Linked DNA regions of Homo sapiens: region 1 is linked to region 2. Evidence: chromatin contacts called from ENCODE Hi-C data. All regions are on one chromosome and are shown on one strand. Each heading gives the region's core, a stretch centred on a gene start or an enhancer-like site at or near the end of the contact. The rest is flanking DNA. Distances are from core to core; before and after follow the strand shown. Region 1 holds the start of UPK2 (uroplakin 2). Region 2 overlaps PHLDB1 (pleckstrin homology like domain family B member 1).

What was found. A loop is a pair of places that touch in the nucleus more often than their neighbours do. Pooled maps may share reads with other maps.
Region 1: a loop to region 2 is called in a pooled map, with 2.4 times the contacts of the local background. The contact joins the promoter of UPK2 here to the enhancer-like site in region 2. A Hi-C loop is called at or near these places in 4 of 168 maps with a recorded cell type or tissue (CD8-positive, alpha-beta T cell, MCF 10A, mammary epithelial cell and 1 more), 3 of 37 single-sample maps with no recorded cell type and 12 of 50 pooled maps.

The regions. Positions count from the first base shown.
Region 1 is chr11:118,953,344-118,957,625 of GRCh38, reverse strand. It overlaps UPK2 (uroplakin 2), which reads right to left and starts at 1,328. Exons shown (of 5, transcript NM_006760.4): 1 at 1,200-1,328; 2 at 612-743; 3 at 280-418; 4 at 1-28. The coding sequence starts at 1,275.
Region 2 is chr11:118,613,088-118,617,586 of GRCh38, reverse strand. It overlaps PHLDB1 (pleckstrin homology like domain family B member 1), which reads right to left. Exons shown (of 23, transcript NM_001144758.3): 2 at 3,691-3,771; 3 at 2,905-3,028; 4 at 1,376-1,546. The coding sequence starts at 3,750. Among named protein-coding and RNA genes, the nearest start is that of PHLDB1, 7.7 kb to the right of the region's middle. RefSeq lists enhancers at 1,102-1,618, 1,619-2,136. Within about 2 kb of position 2,111, at least 2 of the 41 ENCODE cell types and tissues checked have a DNase peak (open chromatin) inside an H3K27ac peak, as active enhancers do.

The DNA of each region.
Region 1 (4,282 bases), core at 79-2,578, 340 kb before region 2:
TGTCCCCTTCTTCACTAGGTAGGAAATGCTTTTGTGGTTTGGGAGAGAGTAGAGAACCCTCAGTGAGTATTGGGACTTACAGGAAGAGGGGCTCCAGCCTGGGCCACCTACCCTCACAGCTGTGTCTCCCCTATGTGCACTCCTCCAAGAGGCCCAGCTTTCACCCCCTTTTGCTGTGCCCTCACCCTCTCCTCATGCCCACCAGATCTCCCCCACACTAGCTTCTCTCTCTTCCTGCACCCCCTTCCCTAGGTGCCTCAGGCTGGACCCAGTACCTACTAGAATTTGGTTCCTGGCACGAGGTTTGTCACCTGGTATGCACTGAGCCGAGTGACTGTGAAGCCAGCACCACTGTCCACCACACTCACCAGTTCCCTGCGCCCACGGCACGGAGGCACCACAAAGCTGGACGTCACCACTGGGCAGAAGTGGCGGGAGGGGAAGACTGGGTCAAGTTTCTGGAGGCCCCAAGGAGAAGGGGCAGCTTTTAGAGTGTGGGTACCCCAGGAGACGGGTGGACAGGAAGGCATGAATGGGGAAAAGGGTGCAGAGGGTGTCGCAGGAAGGGGTCTTTGGGGACTAGAGGGATGCCTTGGGAGAAGGTAGCAGACCTTTGCTGTCATTGGCTCTCCGGACCATCAGTGTGGCATTGCCTCCTGTGAGGTGACAGGGGGGCAAGGCAACCAGCAGGCTCTCCGTTAGCGCCGGGGACAGCAGACCAGAGAGGCTTGAGATGTTGAAGTCTGATGGGAGGCAGGAGGGAGCTCCGATGGGGACTGACCCCTCCTGGCCAACAGATCTGGCCCGGTCCCATTGGAGCCATCTCCCTTTCCACTCTGTGAACCCTGGGCAGAACAGCCAGGCCTGTGCCAGTATGACCACCAGGTGGCAGGCTTGGGCTGCAGAAGCTGCACCCTCCACCAAGCGGTCCCCAGAGCCAGAACCTGGATGCCAGGAGTCGGGCAGCGCCCAACCTCACCCCTCCCCGCAGCATCGGATCCTTGCCCACACCTCTCTGCCTCCTAGGTCTGGAGGAGGATCAGGAGTGTACCCTGAGCCCAGTGTCTGATACCCAGTCACTGCCATCACCAGCCCTGACTCCCAACTGTCCAGACCTCTCTTTGAGAGCCCTGGAAGGTACAGTGCTCCCTGTCCAGGCCCCCAGCCCCCTTCCCACCCCTGCCAGAGATGGAAGAGACCTGCAGCCCCTGGGGACAGCAGAGCCAGCAGAATCAGGATCAAGGGCAAGGTCCGGATGGGCAGCAGGGGTGCCATGCTGGGCTGGGAGGTGGAATAGGTGCTGGCAGGCTGGGGTTCCTGAGGCAAGTGAGGCCCTGCCCCTGGGGTGGCTGATTTTGTCCTGGGGGTGGGAGGGGCTGGAGGGGAATCCAGTCCAACCTGCCCCTTGGGCCCTATAGCCTCAAAGGGGTGGGGAGAGCAGACAGGTTTTTCAGGATGGGGAGCTGGCCCTCAGGCCAGGAGGGGGGATGCCCTGGCTGGGTCTTGATGGTGTAACTAAGGTGGGGAAAGAAATCACCCCTTCTTCTGGGACTCCCGTGCATAAGGCAGTGTTCCTGTGTGCACGGGCATCTGGAGACTGGCCAGTCCTTGGAGGACTGCTCCCCCGATGTGGTGGGGGTCTTTCCCCCACCCCTCAGAAGGGTGATGAGTTTGGAAGTTGCCCTGATATGTAGGAAGAGAATACTCCAAGGGGCTACTGAAAGGGCCTTGAGTGGGTAAGAATGGGAGAGAAACATTCTGGTGGGGAGGGGCAGCAGACTGAGGGTTTCAATTCTTGGAGTGCACTGAGGCTTAGGTACTGCTGCTCTGGGAGAGGCAGGGGCTGTGGGGGCCAGGGAGCACATGCGGTTTCAGATTCCTCTGGAGGGTGGGGACGAAGGTGGCCATGGAAGACTTCTGGAGAGACCAGAGAGACAGACATTGACCCTGGCCAGCAGGGGTTGGGGGTGGGCACAGTCAGCCTTGGGCAGCAACCATTTGTTGAACTGAGAATGGAGAAAAGAGACCTCGTAAGATAACATGAAAAAGAGACAGAACTTCCCTGACTGCCTCCTCCAGCCCTGGGCTACATCAGAAAGAAGCAGAGGAGTTCTGAGCAGAGGGAGGGGAGAGGAGTCAGGACGTCTTCCGGGCCCTGGGTAGGGGTTCTGTGTGCTCCATTGTAGCCCTACAGCCACCCTGGGTGGTAGCTGGTACTGGCTTCCTTTTGTAGTAGAACTGAGGCCAGGCACAGTGGCTCATGCCTGTAATCCCAGCACTTTGGGAGGCCAAGGTGGGAGGATCACTCGAGGCCAGGAGTTCAAGACCAGCCTAGGCAACACAGAGAGTTTGATCTCTATTAAAATAGAAAAGAGATCAGCCGGGCGTGGTGGCTCATGCCTGTAATCCCAGCACTTTGGGAGGCCGAGGTGGGCGGATCACCTGAGGTCAGGAGTTCGAGATCAGCCTGGCCAATATGGCGAAACACCATCTCTACCAAAAATACAAAAACTAACGCGGTGGTGTGTGCCTGTAATCCCAGCTACTCGGGAGGCTGAGACAGGAGAAACACTGGAACCCAGGAGGTGGAGGTTGCAGTGAGCCGAGATTGTGCCCCTGCACTCCAGCCTGGGCAACTAAGTGAAACTCTGTCTCAGAAAATTGAGAGAGAGAGAGAGAGAGAAAAGTGGAAACTGAGACTCAGACACATAGAGTTACTTGTGGAAAGTGGAATACTTTGTCGGGAGAGGCTGTAGAACTTCCAGAAGCCTGAGAGCTGTACAGAGACTGTTGCTGTATATCTGTTTGCTCCACGAACTATTCTATCTTCCTCAGTCCCAGGGAAGCTTAGGGTCCTGGTAGGAATGTGAGGGAGGTTGTGTCCTTACCGCCAAGGTGGGAAGGGTAGGCTCAAAGTTTGGGGTGAGTGGAGAATGACAGTAAAGGAAGAACTCATGGGCCTAAGCAGAGAGTAGGAGGGTCTTACGCCAGTGCATCTCCAAATTTAATATGCGTATGAATTACCAGGGATCTTGTTAAGATGCAGCTTCTCATGCAGTCATGCAGTGGGTCTGGGGTGAAGCCTGAAATTCTGCATTTTTTTTTTTTTTTGAGACAGAGTCTCGCTGTGTCACCCAGGCTGGAGTGCAGTGGCGTGATCTCGGCTCACTGCAACCTCTGCCTCCCAGGTTCAAACGATTCTCCTGCCTCAGCCTCCTGAGTAACTGGGATTATAGGCATGTGCCACCATTCCCAGCTAATTTTTGCATTTTTAGTAGAGATGAGGTTTCACCATGTTGGCCAGGCTGGTCTCAAACTCCTGACCACAAGTGATCCACCCGCCTTGGCCTCCCAGAGTGTTGGGATTACAGGTGTGAGCCACCGTGCCCAATCAATTCTGCATTTCTAGTGACTTCCCCGTAACACTGATGATGCCGGTCTGAAAGGCCCACACTTGAAGTTGCCAGCTGCTCTGTATTGGTAAACAGCATCCCCACCCCCAGCTGGATCCTCTTCCACGGACATCAGGGATCAGGGCAGGTGTTCCTTCCCAATCTGCCCGAACAGGCTGCTTTTGGGTGAAGAATTTGGTTCTGTTTTTCCTGCACCTTGGCTTTTGATTCCACCACCACTGCACAAATGGAAAGAGGGTCTCTTGCACATTAAGGACAACTTGGGAGAGAGGGGACAGATTAAATGGTGGAATGCCAGGGTGAGGGGATCTTCCTGGTACTCCTCAAAACCTGTCACCCACCAGTAAGTTGTTTACACTTGAACTGGGAGGTCTTTCTCCTCATTCACAACCAAGAAGCAGAAAGAAGAGGTTGGGTTTATTGCAGGGTGGGTTGAGTTGGGTCCACTCTTAAGCCCCCATCCCCATCTAAAATTATGAGTGGTACAGAGTGGAGTAGGGGAGGGCAGATCTCTGATCAGATTTTAAAGGGATAAGAGGGCCCTGTGCCTTTAAGCTCTCCCTTCTCCCTCCAATCCCCCCCCCCCACCTTCCCCACCCCAGCCCTCCCCAGGTTTCTGGAGGAGCGGGGAGTTGCGTCTTCTCCCTGCCCTGCCGAGCTGCTCACTGGCTGCTCTGGAGGCTGTGCTTTGCGGTCTCCATGGAAACCATTAGTTGCTAAGCAACTGGAGCATCATCTGTGCTGAGCTCTCGCATCTAATTATCCCATCACAGCAGCCGAGAAGGGTTTGGGGAGCTGAGAGGAGGGGGAGGCCAAGCCCAGGAGCAAGAGGATAACTCTTTTAGCAGAGCAGATTCATTGACAATGCT
Region 2 (4,499 bases), core at 862-3,361:
GGCTGAGGCAGGAGAATCGCTTGAGCCTAGGAGGTGGAGGTTGTAGTGAGCCGAGATCATGCCACTGCACTCCAGCCTGGGCAACAGCGTGAGACTCCGTATCAAAAAAAAAGACGGGGGAAATGTCAGGTCTCCTGGATCAGCTGTGAAGGAAGTGACATTGAAAGGCCTTAAGGAGGATGAAGAGGAGAGAAGGAGACAGTGGAGTGAGTAGGATGGCCACTTCCAAGGGGCTTCTAGGCAGTAAGAGCCCCCAGAAAACAATGCCAGACCATCAGAGCCTGCTCAGAGCCAGGCTTAGCCCAAAGTTCCTGTCCTGCTGTTAGCCTTTAACTTCACCTCTAACCTCCACCCAAATCTGTTTTTCTCATTCTCCTAATCTGACAACTCACTGTATGAACTGATGCCCAGAACCCTGTTTCCAGGGTGAGCACACCTGGTCTGTCAAAGTGCTACCTGGGCCAACCGCTTACCTGCCTGCTAACCATAGTAATTATGGGCCTAGTTTTTATTTATTTTTATTTTTTATTTATTTATTTTTTGAGACGGAGTCTTGCTCTGTTGCCCAGGCTGGAGTGCAATGGTGCCATCTCAGCTCACTACAACCTCTGCCTCCCAGGTTCAAGCGATTCTCCTATCTCAGCTTCCCGAGTAGCTAGGACTACAGGCGTGTGCCACCACGTGTGGCTAATTTTTGTATTTTGGGTAGAGACAGGGTTTCACCATGTTGTCCAGGCTGATCTCGAACTCCTGTCCTCAAGTGATCCACCCACCTCGGCCTACCAAAGTGCTGGGATTGTAGGCGTGAGCCACCATGCCTAGCCAGGGGCCTAGTTTTTAGAGCTACCTTACACAACAGAATGGCCTATTGCTTTGGGTTATATTCGTGACCCAAAAGTTACTGTCAGCAGTCTTGTAACAGGAGCAGGCATGTCCTGAGATTTACCCTTGCCCCATCCCCATCAGGAAGTATTGTCCTCCTCTCCAGCTTCTCAAAACAACTTCCTCTTGGCATCATGGAACAATGCCATTGATACCCTCTCACTGCTGCTCCAATTGCTCTTCCCCAACAACCATTAACAACGCCATCATGCCCCAGGCCCTCTGATGGCGGGAATCAGAACCTCTTCTCTCCCCATAGTATGTGGAGACAGGTTGGGGGTGACCAGAGAAGAAAAGCAGGTTGAAAACATGTCTGGATGCTGAAAGGGTTTGGGATGTTGTTTAGGCACATCCAGATGCACCTGAGTACTCCATTCCCAGTATGGTCACTCAGGCAGTTACCATGGCAACCACCACAGCCAGCCTCCCCTGTGCCTAATACACACAAGCCTTTAAACAGAGGCCCCCTCCATCTGGAGGTGTCCAGCCTTACCCTGAGTGAGCCGGGTAGGCTGCCGGACAGGGAGCCCATCAATAGTGCAGGCATTGCCACAGGGGTAGAGGGTGAGGGTGCCCCGCAGGTTCTCGATGTAGCAGTGCTCTGGAGCCAGGCCTGGGCCCTGTAGTGAGATGTCTCTGGCTGCAGAGCCAATCACCGTCCTCCCTGGAGACAAGAGGCAAACTGAATCAGAGGGGTTGTCCAGGCTGAGGAGGCAGTGACAGGGCAAGGAGGGCCACAGTGGAAACATATTTCCACCTCCTACTCCAGGGAGAATCTCTGCCCACCACTGGCCACCCCTACTAGGCCCCTGAGCCTGGTCTATACAGTAAGTGATGGACGCTGTTCTCAAACAGAGAAAACTCTGCCTGAGAATGGGAGGCCCAGAGATGGGAAGACCCAGACAGCACACAGTAGGACCTAGACTCCACAGATGGAGAAGGAAGACTGCTTTTCTGCAGATCTTCCCTTATTCCCCCAACTGCCTCTCCCTATTGTCCTTTATCCTTTTTCCCCTTCATCCTACTCCTCATTTCTTCTAAATCTCCCTTTCTCTCCTTCTTCTCTCCCCCGCTTCTGCTACCTGCAACACTTCGTCTCCCTTGCTAACCTCTCTCTTCAGTGCAACCTCTCTCTTCAGTGCAGGCTCTCCCCTAACTGCAGCAAGAACAGCCCCTCCCGCTGACAGAGCCCCTGGGACTGGTATTTGGAGAATGTGGAGAATGTAGTATCACCCAGGCAACAAGTGCAGCCAGGAGAGTAGAGAGGGCGGGCAGAAGCTGAAAGGTGAAGGGGGCTGTGCCAGGGCCTCATCTTGGGAGATCTTGCCCTGACTCCCATCTCTCCATTCTCCATCTATGGTATACCCTCCCATGCAAGACAATGCCCTGGAGCGGGGCCCTTTTTCTTCTTGGCCACATTGGTTGCTAAGAGCAATGTGTTCTCCTGTTTCTCTCAGTGCTTTCTTCATGGTTTCTTTTCTTCTTCTTTTTTTTTTTTTTTTTTTTTTTTGAGATAGAGTCTCGCTCTGTTGCCCAGGCTGGAGTGCAGTGGCACGATCTCGGCTCACTGCAACCTCTGTCTCCTGGGTTCAAGCGATTCTTCTGCCTCAGCCTCCTGAGTAGCTGGGACTACAGGCCCGTGCCACCACGCCTGGCTAATTTTTGTATTTGTAGTGGAGATGGGGTTTCACCATATTGGCCAGGCTGGTCTAGAACTCCTGACCTCGTGATCCGCCTGCCTCAGCCTCCCAAAGTGCTGGGATAACAGGCGTGAGCCACCACACCTGGCCTCTCCTCCTTGTTTCTAAGCTGATCTTTAAGCCCAGTCGTGGAACCAGATCATCTACCAAGGAAGGCAGGCAGTCTGGGGAGGCAGAGACAAGGGAAGCAAGCTGGTGGTGTGGGGAGGCGAGCACCAGCAGACAGTAGAAGGGCCCCAACACATGCAGGAGGTGGGCCTCCAGGGCAGGAATGCCTATAAGGATAGAGGGGTGGTGAGTGAGATGCCCTGTTCACACTTACCTTCCTCCAGCGGCAGGAGGGTGATGGCTGTGCTGAGTCGCCCACTGCCCAGGCTCACCAGGTGGGGTTTGTCCGTTTGCACTTTCAGCCCTTTGCCTGTCTCGATCAGGTCCAAGGGTCCTTTCTGTAGGTAGTACGGGTGGAGGACAAGCATCATTAGATTCAGCACCTTACCACCCTAAACCAGTCACACCAGCACTCTCTCCAGCCCTCGCCCCTCTCCGAAGGGCTCTGAGGGTGCTGAAAGGCTTAGCACAAAATCTTACACAGAGCATGATTCCACTAAATTGTAATTAGATCTGAATCTAGGCCACTAACTCATCCCACTGGATTTATCGCAAGTCTTGGCTTAACTGTGCCTTTTGTCTATTAAAACAGAAGCAAGGAGAAAGGGGTGGGGGGTGGGGGTGGCATTGGATAAGCAGCAGGGGTACTGTAGAGGAAGGCCAATCAAGCTCCCTGCAGACTTGTCCATGGCTATCCACGTGGCCATTGCTTGCCCCTGCTAAGCTCAAGTACAGGGAAGATAGAGGCATGGATCAAGGAGAGTGATACAGCCCAGGGTCAATCTGTAAACTGCTTTCGGACTTTCGATGGGTAGTTTCTGGGTGAACCAATTAACCTGATTCAGATAAAGACTGAGCTGTTAATAGGCTTGGGACCTGGGGAAGGGCAGAGAGGAACAGAATTGCTCCTTTCATCCTTGGGCTGGGACCACAAGGGGGTAGAAGAGCTGATCCCATCCCTATTATATCTCTCTTGCCTCACAGCCCTGATCCCACTCACCTGCACCATGGTCTGGGTCTGGCATCCAGGGCCTATTTGGTTCCTATTGAGAGCGTCCATGGTCCTAAGGCTCCAGAGCTCCTAGGGACACAGCAGAAAGGTGGTGAGTGGGGAGGCCAGGGCAGGAGAGGGAAAGAAGTAGGTTCTGTGGCAGGGTTCTCAGGGCAGAGGTGTCACCAGTCACCATCATTCCCCAAATGCTCATGCTGAAGGGAAATAGAGGCAGCTAAAGAGCTTGGGTGGGAGTTGTCTGGGAGCAGTGCCAAGTCTCCAGCCAGCCACAGCATGGATACCAGTCCTGCCCCCTGCCACTGTAAGCACAAACAGTCCCATAGGGCCCAATCTATACTTCTGTGCTTTCTTGCCCTATGCTACTCAGAACCCGGGTTTTGACAGCTGAAGACCCTTGGCCCTGTGGAGCCTTAAGCAGGGTGGGGAAAATCTACCTTAGTGGGAGAAGCAGCAAGGAAGCCCCTCCAAGGACACTGGTAGCCAGAGGGCCCCCAGGTAGGTGGCAGGGCTAAAACAGGAGCTCCCTCCTGCAACCTTTCATTCTCCTCTTCACCATTTGTCTCTTTTCCCAGGGCTTTAGTAGGATGTTTTCTTAAAGGAGACACAAAAGAAAAACTCAGCCATTCCTGCTATCTCCAGATGTCTCAACTCCTACACCTTTTCTTCCCCAGAAAGCAACCTCAACCCAACACAATCAGCTAAAAAAATTTTTTTTAATTAAAAACAAAAAACTTTAGTGATAACTAATACTGGGAATATTGGGCTCAACTCTTGGGTTCTTAATTGGCTAGGTGCTA